4 separate regions of the Homo sapiens genome follow, and all the other regions are linked to region 2. A link is a loop called in an ENCODE intact Hi-C map of the cell type or tissue named here. Cell type or tissue: heart left ventricle. All regions are shown on one strand. Region 1 overlaps NCAN (neurocan). Region 2 overlaps BORCS8-MEF2B (BORCS8-MEF2B readthrough). Region 3 overlaps MAU2 (MAU2 sister chromatid cohesion factor). Region 4 overlaps MAU2 (MAU2 sister chromatid cohesion factor).

What was found. Peaks named below come from ENCODE experiments on the same cell type or tissue, not always from the same donor. Only the 100,000 strongest peaks of a DNase experiment are listed, where the experiment ranks them.
Region 1: a loop joins it to region 2, with 7 times the contacts of the local background. A loop is called at or near these places in 22 of 110 quality-filtered maps.
Region 3: a loop joins it to region 2, with 6 times the contacts of the local background. A loop is called at or near these places in 29 of 110 quality-filtered maps.
Region 4: it touches region 2 in a loop (4-fold over the local background); 28 of 110 quality-filtered maps call a loop at or near these places.

What each region holds. Positions count from the first base shown.
Region 1 is chr19:19,223,783-19,226,282 of GRCh38, forward strand. NCAN (neurocan) reads left to right here. Exons shown (of 15, transcript NM_004386.3): 4 at 239-413; 5 at 524-651; 6 at 1,195-1,488. Among named protein-coding and RNA genes, the nearest start is that of NCAN, 13 kb to the left of the region's middle. RefSeq lists a silencer at 1,180-1,329 and an enhancer at 1,620-1,879. In heart left ventricle, a CTCF peak has its summit at 1,505 (motif pointing left); a DNase peak (open chromatin) is centred at 1,489; H3K4me3 peaks cover 707 bases; H3K27me3 peaks cover 2,500 bases.
Region 2 is chr19:19,144,911-19,147,410 of GRCh38, forward strand. BORCS8-MEF2B (BORCS8-MEF2B readthrough) reads right to left here. Exons shown (of 12, transcript NR_027308.2): 9 at 2,126-2,273; 10 at 1,832-1,965; 11 at 1,645-1,738; 12 at 657-1,112. It overlaps MEF2B (myocyte enhancer factor 2B), which reads right to left. Exons shown (of 9, transcript NM_001145785.2): 5 at 2,126-2,273; 6 at 1,832-1,965; 7 at 1,645-1,738; 8 at 1,363-1,474; 9 at 657-1,112. The coding sequence ends at 887. Among named protein-coding and RNA genes, the nearest start is that of TMEM161A, 7.7 kb to the left of the region's middle. In heart left ventricle, a CTCF peak has its summit at 1,287 (motif pointing right); DNase peaks (open chromatin) are centred at 564 and 1,321; H3K4me3 peaks cover 365 bases; H3K27ac peaks cover 293 bases.
Region 3 is chr19:19,356,055-19,358,554 of GRCh38, forward strand. It overlaps MAU2 (MAU2 sister chromatid cohesion factor), which reads left to right. Exons shown (of 19, transcript NM_015329.4): 19 at 1-2,500. Among named protein-coding and RNA genes, the nearest start is that of MAU2, 36 kb to the left of the region's middle. In heart left ventricle, no CTCF peak of the experiment used is centred here; no DNase peak of the experiment used is centred here.
Region 4 is chr19:19,341,661-19,344,160 of GRCh38, forward strand. MAU2 (MAU2 sister chromatid cohesion factor) reads left to right here. Exons shown (of 19, transcript NM_015329.4): 8 at 875-1,021; 9 at 1,116-1,206; 10 at 2,177-2,280. Among named protein-coding and RNA genes, the nearest start is that of MAU2, 22 kb to the left of the region's middle. RefSeq lists an enhancer at 377-885 and silencers at 995-1,084, 1,125-1,264. In heart left ventricle, CTCF peaks have their summits at 1,274 (motif pointing left) and 1,475; DNase peaks (open chromatin) are centred at 1,241 and 2,223.

The sequences.
Region 1 (2,500 bases), 79 kb after region 2:
GCTTTTCACATTGTAAATATTTGCTAACTTGTAACCCTTTATGGCCATTGTTATCAGTTTCCTCATCTGTAAAATGGGGGCATATGGATCTTGCTCCCCACCCTCGACCCACACTGTGCCTGGCGCTAGGTCTATTATTATCAGACAGGGGTGGGGAGTCATTCTGCAAGAGGTAGGTCTGTTCTTGAAGATTCCAGCATAAGTCAACTGTCCCCCCATCCTGGATGTTCCCCCACAGGTGTTGTGTTCCACTACCGATCAGCCCGGGACCGCTATGCACTGACCTTCGCTGAGGCCCAGGAGGCCTGCCGTCTCAGCTCAGCCATCATTGCAGCCCCTCGGCATCTACAGGCTGCCTTTGAGGATGGCTTTGACAACTGTGATGCTGGCTGGCTCTCTGACCGCACTGTTCGGTGAGGGGGATACACAGGGCAGGGAGATGAAGACTAGCTCATGGGGAAGGAGGTTCCTTGGGGGCTCCAGGAGCACACATCTGAGAGGGACCCTCCCCTTGTGTTGTCAGGTATCCTATCACCCAGTCCCGTCCTGGTTGCTATGGCGACCGTAGCAGCCTTCCAGGGGTTCGGAGCTATGGGAGGCGCAACCCACAGGAACTCTACGATGTGTATTGCTTTGCCCGGGAGCTGGGGGGTAAGTCTGGGACTGGCAGGACCCGGCCCCTCCGCCTCTCTTTGAGTATCTATTATTCTCCCCAACTCCCATCCTCCGGGGTCCTTATGCAACTCCCCTGTCTTATACCTCCCTAAACCTGCAACCAAGACATGATTCCACTCATTTTCTGAGCTTTCCATGCCTCCCTGAGTCCCCCTCCCTCCCTTTGCCCCCTTCCTCTCTCTGATCCTCTTTCCCTCTCTAATCCCCTGTCCCCTGCCTGCCTCCCTGTCCCTATCCCCTTCCTCCTCTGTGAGCCCCCTTCACCGAGCCCCTCCCTCTCTCTGAAGCCCGACTTGCCCATGGGCCTGAGTTACTCCATTTGTAAAAAGAGGCTTAGCTCTGCATGAGAGGTAAGGACAAGGATGATCCCGGAGCTGGACGCACAGCTGCGGTTGTCACCGCCTCTTCTAACCACCACCCTAACACGTCCAGGTCGGAACTATTTGGAGTTGGACCCACTTCCTGGGCTCCAGGGGAGGGTTCCCCAGCCCCCCTGACCTCCACCCGCCCCTCCCGCAGGCGAGGTCTTCTACGTGGGCCCGGCCCGCCGCCTGACACTGGCCGGCGCGCGTGCACAGTGCCGCCGCCAGGGTGCCGCGCTGGCCTCGGTGGGACAGCTGCACCTGGCCTGGCATGAGGGCCTGGACCAGTGCGACCCGGGCTGGCTGGCCGACGGCAGCGTGCGCTACCCGATCCAGACGCCGCGCCGGCGCTGCGGGGGCCCAGCCCCGGGCGTGCGCACCGTCTACCGCTTCGCTAACCGGACCGGCTTCCCCTCACCCGCCGAGCGCTTCGACGCCTACTGCTTCCGAGGTGCGTGCGTCCCCTGGTGGCCGCGCCCCCAGGGCTTTCACTTTGGCGAAGGCCACGTCCCTGAAAGCCTCGCCAAGCCAAGGGAGAGACACATGGAAGCTCGCTTTGTGATAAGCCACATCCCTGGGTGAGGGCCACGCCCCCGGGTGAAGGCCACACCCGTTACGACAAGTCTTTCCCTAGGAGCCCCGTCCTGGGTAAAGAACAGGGCTCCAGAGGAGGCCACTCTGGTGGGGAGTCACCTTTGCTGGGTGGGCTGTATCTCCTGAGGTCCGGAGGCCCCATAACCTTGAAAGACAAGCCCCTAGGTGGGGCATACTCTACCTAGAGCCACGCCCATACGCAGAAACACCCCCGTGGAAGAGATAATGCCTCAATTGGCCACCTCTGGGCACCACACCGGATGTGGGAGCAGGGATGACACTCGCCCTTGTTGGGGGGCAGTGGGGACAGCTTTGGAAGCTGCAAGCATCAACCCCAAGGAGCCATGTCCTCTAAGTAAGCTGCCCCAGTCCTGGCATGGGCATACCATGCCCACGGGGCACCACCTGTACCAGGGGAGGATCCGTCACCAAGGTTGAGTTGAACCCCTCAACAGGCAGACCCAAGTTCATGAGAGTTGGACACTACCTGAGCTTTGCCCATGAGCCAAATTGTCTTTTTTTCTTTTTTCTTTTGAGACAGAGTCTCACTCTGTCACCCAGGCTGGAGTGCAGTGGTGTGATCTCGGCTCACTGCAACCTCCACCTCCCTTGTTCAAGCAATTCTCCTGCCTCAGCCTTCGGAGTAGCTGGGACTACAGGAATGTGCCACCATGCCCAGCTAATTTTTGTATTTTTAGTAGAGACGGGGTTTCACCATGTTGGCCAGGCTGGTCTTGAACTCCTGACCTCAAGTGATCCACCCACCTTGGCCTCCCAAAGTGCTGGGATTACGGACGTGAGCCACCGCGCCTGGCCCAAATTCTCTTGAGTCCTCACTGCAGCCAGTTGACTCTGACCCTGACAGTGGC
Region 2 (2,500 bases):
GAATTCGAGACCAGCCTGACCAACATGGGGAAACCCGTCTCTACTAAAAATACAAAAATTAGCATGGTGGCAGGTGCTTGTAGTCCCAGGCACTCAGGAGGCTGAGGCGGGAGAATCCCTTGAACCCGGGAGGCGGAGGTTGCAGTGAGCCGAGATCGCACCACTGCAATCCAGCCTGGGTGACACAGGGAGTCTCTGTCTCAAATAAAATAAAATTAAAATAATAAAATAAAAAATAAGAAGATGAACAGTTCAGGGGCGCTTCCAGCGCCCTGGGAGCCCGACATTCAGGATTCCCAGCTGCTGCTTTTGGGAGCCCTACGACCCAGCCCTAGGGCTTGCCCCTGAGCCCATGACCCACAGCGCCGGGAGCAGCCCTGGCCATTGGCCCTGGAGTGGAAAGAGCCGGGGCCCTCACCCCTGGAGTGGGACCATTCTAGGTGCACGCTCACTCTATGCTGTCCCCAGAACCCCCCGCGGGCTAAGCACCCTCTGCTTGTGCGCGTCCCCTGCAGGGCTCCTCCCGCCTTGCCTCCCCAACCCTCCACCTGGCAGCCCTCCCGGACACCCCACGGGCTCTTGAGTCCTCGTCTCAGGGCTTCTGGAGGGGGCACCCCAAGCCAAGACTAGGCAAGAATGAGGCGAGTCACAGTCAGTCTGGTCCACGGACGCCACGCGCGTTTTATTTGTGGATATACACACAAATAGGAAGAAGGAAAGGAGCCCCCCAGGGTGGATTGAGTCCAGCCGCCCACCTCCAAGCCCCCACCGCGGAGGGGGGCGTCACTGTTGGGTCTTCTCTGAAGAGGCCTGGAGGGAGGTGGGGTCCCCACGTGCCCTCGCCGTACCTGGCGAGCGCTCTGGGCTGGTGCCACCGGGTGATCTCCTACCGGGGCCAGCCGTCGGCCAAGGGCAGCCGGCGCAGGGCGGGCCCAGGCCGCAGAGGCTCTGCCAGGGACCGGGCGAGGAGCAAGGGATAGGGGAAGGTCTTAGGAAAGTCGCCGGGGCCCCCGGGGGCCGGAGAGAGGCGCTCAGACTTGATGCTGACTGGGGGGGTCGGCGGGGAGGCGCCGCGGGTTGGGGGACCCTCCTCGCCCAGGCTTCGGCCCCCACTGCAGGGGGAAAGAGAGAGGGAGGCCGTGAGCTCAGCGAGGAAGGGAAGGAAGCCAGGGGATGGCACAGCGTGGGCAAAGGCTTGGCAGGAGGACCCTGGGAAAGGAGGGGGTGGCGGTCCCTCTTGGGGCCTCAAAATAGCTGCCCATCCGTACCGGAAGTGTGCGCAGTACCAGGGATGGCCACCAGGGGTCAGCAGCGGCCGGGGCTTTGGAGGACTGGGACTTGCCGTCGTCTCAGGGCACTTACCTGGGCTGGGAGGACACGGCGGGGGGCCCATCACCCCTCGAGGGCTGCCAGGGGGCCAGGGTGGGGGGCTGCAACAAGCCAGGGGGCGGTGGAGGGTCTCCCAGGCCATATTCTGGTGGGCAGGAATTGGGGGCTGAGGCCTGGACATCTCCTTAAGCCTTCTGCAAACCTAACCACCCCCAGTGACAGTTTTGAGTTCTGGTGGGTGGGAGGGTGTGGAACCCCCAGAGGGCAGGAGTGCGGACGCTTCCCAGGTGGGGCAGGGCAGGTTAGGGGATGTACCTGGGGGGCCTCCGGGGAGGAAGGGGAAGCTCCCCAGTGGGGGTCCGGGAGTTGCAGTGGAGCAGGGGTTCTGCAGGCCACTGTAGAGGCTTCTCTGTGCGGAGAGAGGGTGAAGGGGAAACTGAGGCCCACACCCAGGTCGCCCTGCCTGCCCTCATCAGCCCTGCCACACCCTCCCCTCACTCACGGAGGTGTTTAGTCCCCCTCGGGGCCCAGCCAGGCCACCAGGCAGGTCTGACCTCCGCCCTTCCGTCGGCAGGTACAGTGGGGGTGGTGTCTTGCTGGTGAGGTGGCTTGGTGAGAAGAGAGGGTGCACCAGGCCTGGGGAAGAGGAGACCCCAGAGAGAGAGGACAGGCAGGCCATGTCAACTAATGAAGTCTGAGGTTTAGAGGTGATGCACGCAGCCTGGCAATGCCAGAGCCAAGATGCACCCAAACAGCCCCTCAGGACCTCACCCCTGCCCCACTGTCCCATGCTCACCTGGGGGCCCGGCTTTGGGGGCTGCTGGTCGGAAGGGAGATGGGCGGCTCTGGGCGGGCAGTGCTTCCCCAAGCCCACTGGGGTCACAGCCTGGTGGCGGTAAGGCCCCGTATACCACATCTGGGCTGGGCATAGCAGGAGCTGCAGGCTGTGGGTAGAGAAGGGATGGGTCAGAGGACCCCAGGCCAGATGGGGGTGCCAAGTCCAAGGGAGAAAATCCTGATGAGTTCAGGGGCCCAGCTCTACCTTCAGGAAGCCTTTGCTCCACCTCCCACCAGGCTCCCTACCTGCTCCTCCCCCTGCCCTAACCCTACAGGCTGGGGGAGCTTCTGTCTGGCTCTGCCTGTCCTTGACAGGTAGGTCCAGAGCCAAGAC
Region 3 (2,500 bases), 210 kb after region 2:
GCCTCAGCATCTGGGTCACGTCGGCCAGGAGTAGGGTGCAGGCCTCCAGCAGGTCCTAATCCTGTGTGCCAGGGCAGGCAGTGCCCCAGGGGCACCACGCCTGACTCTCCATCACCCAGGCCTTGATGCCGAGCGGGAGTAGAGTGTTTCCTCTGCTCAAGGCAATTTCCAGAGCCCGGATGCCAGTTTCTGGCCTGAATTTGGAGGGAAGAAGTAATGGCGCTAGTGTGGGACGAAGCACAGATCCCAGCACTTTTCCCAGCTTTCTCTCCAGCATCAGTCCCTGCAGCAGCTGGGGCCTCTGGTCAGGAACCCTCAGGGACCCAGGAACTCAGCTTCCAAACATCTGCACCTTGACCGGACTCGCCATCCCGCCGTGGGGGTGCAGGTGATTGTAAACACGGGTGTGCATGTGGATGCACACGGGTGTGCGGTGAAGATCTGTGGAGATGGAGCTGGGAGCTGAGGCTCCTGTTGCACCAGCCACCTTCCCCCATCTTGTGGCTGCTGAGGGGCAGGAAGCGGGGGAGTGGGCTCGTCTCCTAAATTTAAGATCACCTCCTCAGCTAGCTTAGAGTGCGTGGCACGGGCCCCCCGCCCCCGAGATCTGGAGCCCAGGGACTTTCTTCCTGGCAGATCTGTGGCCTTCCCTGCTCAGCCTCTTGGTCCCCCCACTCCCTCCACCGCCTCACCTTCCCTGCTGGGTCTCTGGGGCACAGTGTGAAACCCGCACCCTAGCCAGGCCCCAGGGAGCCTCCGCTGGGCCCAGACAGCAGCGTTTGGTTTTATCCACTTTTCTTGGATAATCAGGAGGTGCCCCAGTGGTCACAGTGTGGCATTCCGAGTTGGGGCGGGTGGTCGGGTCAAGATAGCAGCAGCAGGTGTCAGGGCTCAAGACACCACCCCCTCCAGCTTCTGGGGCCCAGGAGCCTCTCCCTGCTACAGGGGGTGGGGGTCCTGCTCAGCAGGGTAGGTGGTGGTTTTAGGTCTTGTCACCCTCACTCAGTGGAACTGCCTCTGGGAGCTTTGGCGTCTGTGACTAAAGGGACGCTGGATTGCTCAGGTCAGCTGCTTGGGGCTCCCAGGCTGGGTGTGCCTTAGCCACAGGCAGGGCTGTCAATAACCCCCTTCCTCACTGGCCACCACCTGACATCAGCACCAGTGACAGGCTGGTCAGAGGGCGGGGCTGGTGAGGGTTTGTCCTAAGAGGACCACCGCCATCTCTGGGTCTCCAGGGGGAGAGCCTGGCCCTGTCCTTTGCTACCCAGGGCTGCCCCCAGGCCCATGAAGCCAATAGGAGAGCGTGTGGCACTGGCCCACAAACTGTCCCTGTCCTGTCTTCCTCCCGAGCCATGGCCTCTGCTAGCTCCACCTTGAAGGAGCCCCCCACATCCTCCCCTACATCCCAGAGATGCCACCACTTGTGTCTCCACAATGTGCTCCTGCCCACCCGGGTTCCGCACTGTCCGACCCCTGCACACCACTCATGTCACCACGGCGTGCATCATGTTCATCCCCATCTATTTATTTAAGCCTTTCTTTGCTTGTAGGGCATTTTGTATGTAGAGCAGTTGAAAACAGAACCTCAGAACTTAACATCTGTCCTGATGTTAAAGTGCTTTTCATGACCACCCTGTTATCTATGTATATGTAAAGTTAAGGATGAGATCTTAAGTTTACAATTAAAAACTCAGTACTCAATATTTAATATTCTACTCGAGCTTTATGGAAGCCAAATCATGTGCATGTGTGTGTGTGCGTGTGTGCAAGCTTTGAACCTCCTTCCACAGCCGCATCTTCTCATGACACAAAGCTTTTGATAAGTACTTTCCTGTGGGTCGCTCAGCGCCTCATAGCATCTCATTCAATTGCAAGAATAGAGGCCAGACACGGTGGCGCATGCCTGTAGTCCCAGCTAACTGGGAGGCTGAGGCAGGAGGATCACTTGAGCCCAGGAGATTGAGGCTGCAGTGAGCATGATCGCGACACTGCACTCCAGCCTGGGTGACGGTGAGACTTTGTCTCAAAAAAAAAAAAAAAAACAATGGAAGGCAGACAGCAAGTCCCTGAGGACACATCACACAGTGTCCTGTAGCTAAGTGTCTAGGAAAAAACAAAAACTCCAAACCCTTCAGTGGATGAGGACAAGGTCGCAGAAAGGCATTCTGTTGACAGATGAACAGCCGAAAGCTGGCCAGACCCTCCTGTATGCCTCTGCCCTTGTCCTGTGGGTTGAGGGGGTCTGACCAGGAGGCCACCTACAGCAGGAAGTGAGGCTGCCATGTTTCCTTGAGACACAGCTGCCTCTCCCCAGCTCTGTCCCTGTAGTCACCTGCCGGTGGGCGAGGATCCTCTCCCTGGGATAAGCACTCCCAGCCCCGTTTATCAGAAACACAGGCAAGGAAATTGGAACTGCCACCCAGCCCAGCATGGTGGCTCAATTGGTTGGTTGCGTTGTCAGTTGTCTCTTCGTTTTGTTAAGGTTTTTAATAAGTACGTT
Region 4 (2,500 bases), 200 kb after region 2:
TCAGTGTATGGATGCTCAGAGATTCCAATGGCAGTTCAGGGAATCATGAGAATAAACCACAGAGGTGCTGGGATGGCACCTGCACACAGCAGATGCCCAGGTGCTGTCTGTCTGGCCCCCGGCTGTGGGGTTGAGTAGGGACTGATGTGCTCAGCCATGTCCGAGACTGGACTCATGACCCTGCCGTGGGTGGGGAGCGGCTGTGTTTGAGCTCCTTGTCTCTGTGCTTGTGTGACAGTCTCAGCCCTTCGGGGGCTGGGGGCTGCCCTGTGCCACTCAGACCCACCCCTGTCGCAGTGGGCCACAGGCGAGTCTCCACAGGGCTTGGTAAGGGGGTTGCCCAGTTCGTCCATCCATACCCATCGTTGCCCATTGGGTGAAGCACTGCACTCGGCGCATAGGGACACAGAGCAGACTGCAGCCACGCTTCCCTCAGGGTGCAAGGGCTGCAGAGACATCCCTCGGGGCCTCAGGGCGAGATGGACCACAGCGCCTGCCTGATTCCTGGGCCAGGAAGCCACCTCCCACCCCCTCAGAGCACAGCCTCCCCCTGCCGTCTCAGGTCTGGCTGCGTGAAGACCAAGTGCAGCTCCAGCAGGGTCTGGATAGGCCTCTCCTGGGCCTTGGTGTTGGACCCAACACTGGGCAGTGGACAAGCCTCAGTCCCACAGCTGCCCGCCTGGCTGTGCCCCATGCCCCAAAAGCCTGGCTGATTCATGGGAGTGCGGCAGGGGCGGCTTCATCTTGCAGGAGGTGGCCCTGGCAGAAGGGGAAGGCAGATGCTCCCTAGAGGAAGGAGCAGGGGTGGCTGGGCTGGGCCTGGCTTCCTGAGAGGCCAGGCTCAGGTGGATGCTCGGGTGTGGGTGCTGCACAGGTGAAGAGCGTGAAGCCGTGTCTGAAGCAGCTGCAGCAGTGCATCCAGACCATCTCCACACTGCACGATGATGAGATCCTGCCCAGCAACCCCGCTGACCTCTTCCACTGGCTGCCCAAGGAGCACATGTGTGTGCTTGTCTACCTGGTGCGTCCCCACCAGGGCCCGGGCCAGGGCTGGGGGCGGGGGCAGGGAGAGGGAGAGGGCCCTGGTAACCCCTGCTGTCTGGTCTTGTCGCTAGGTGACTGTGATGCACTCCATGCAGGCCGGCTACCTGGAGAAGGCGCAGAAGTACACGGACAAGGCCCTCATGCAGCTGGAGAAGCTCAAGAGTAAGTCAGGTGCTCGGCTGGCCACATGGCCACAGCGACCCCTGGCGGACGGCCTGGCCAGACGCTAGCTGTACCAGGGCCCAGTGACCCTGTGTGACCGCAGCGCCCAGCCACCCTGCCTGGTGGGTCTCGTCACCCCTAGTTGATAAATGCTGGTGTCCAACGTCAGAGCAGAGCAGACAGGCCTGGGGTCGGGGGTACCTCCCTGACTGGTCAGGTCCCTTGTGCCCAGTCATGCTCAGTTGAAACAGGTGGTAGCTGCTTTTCCCAATTATTATCAGTGTTGTGACAGGGACACTCGGGATGAGGCCAGGATCAGAACTCAGCCCTCACTGACCACCAGCATGTCCTTTGGAGGTCGTGAGTTCTTTCCAGATGCTCAAGTGTCTAATCCATCCAGGGACCTTTGACTAGCACAAACCCAGAGCAGACGTCCCTGGCTGGTATAGTGTGCCCATTAGTCGGTCTGTTTGCTCCCTCGTGAGTGCTGCTGGGGGAGAAGGCATCAGAGCCAAGGCAGCCCAAAGCCGGATAGGCCCTGTGCTTCTCTTATTCCCATATGAGGATGGTTGCTTGGGGCTGTTGGGAGGTGGGGCCCAGCCCAGGTCCCCCTACCCGACTGCCTGAGGCTCTGCTGCATGGTGTCATGATCCAGGGTGGTTTCCACATTTCTACATTTCTAGAACCTGCCATGTCCACAAGCTCTTGAGCACGTAGGGTGAGGGTGAGGGTGAGAGCCAACCCTTCTTGGAGCACTGTGGGAACCAACCTCTGGCTCCAGCTCCGTCTCCCCACCTGGACAGCAAGACACACTCCTTCACTCAGAGGGTGCAGTGGGGACTAGGGGAGATGACGGGGTGGGTGCCTAGCCAGTGTGGCAGGAGACAGGAACGAGGTGGGGGCACGGTGGGCTGGGGGTGGCGCCTCCTCTGGCCTCCCCTGCATGCTTACCCCTGACTCTCACCCATAGTGCTGGACTGCAGCCCCATCCTGTCATCCTTCCAAGTGATCCTGCTGGAGCACATCATCATGTGCCGCCTTGTCACGGGTCACAAGGCCACGGCGCTGCAGGAGGTAAGGCTGGAAGCAGGAGGGGCGGGAAGGCCCAGGAGTTTGTTGGGTCTCAGCAGTGTCAGACAAGAGACTGAATTCGCCAAGTGCATACTGGCAGGCCAGCCCATCCTGCTGTCTCGCTGTCGGCCAGCGTTTTACAGCCCTGCATGGGCACCACTGATCAGAGAATCTCATACAAAAACCAGTGGAGGCCGGGCGCAGTGGCTCACGCCTGTCATCC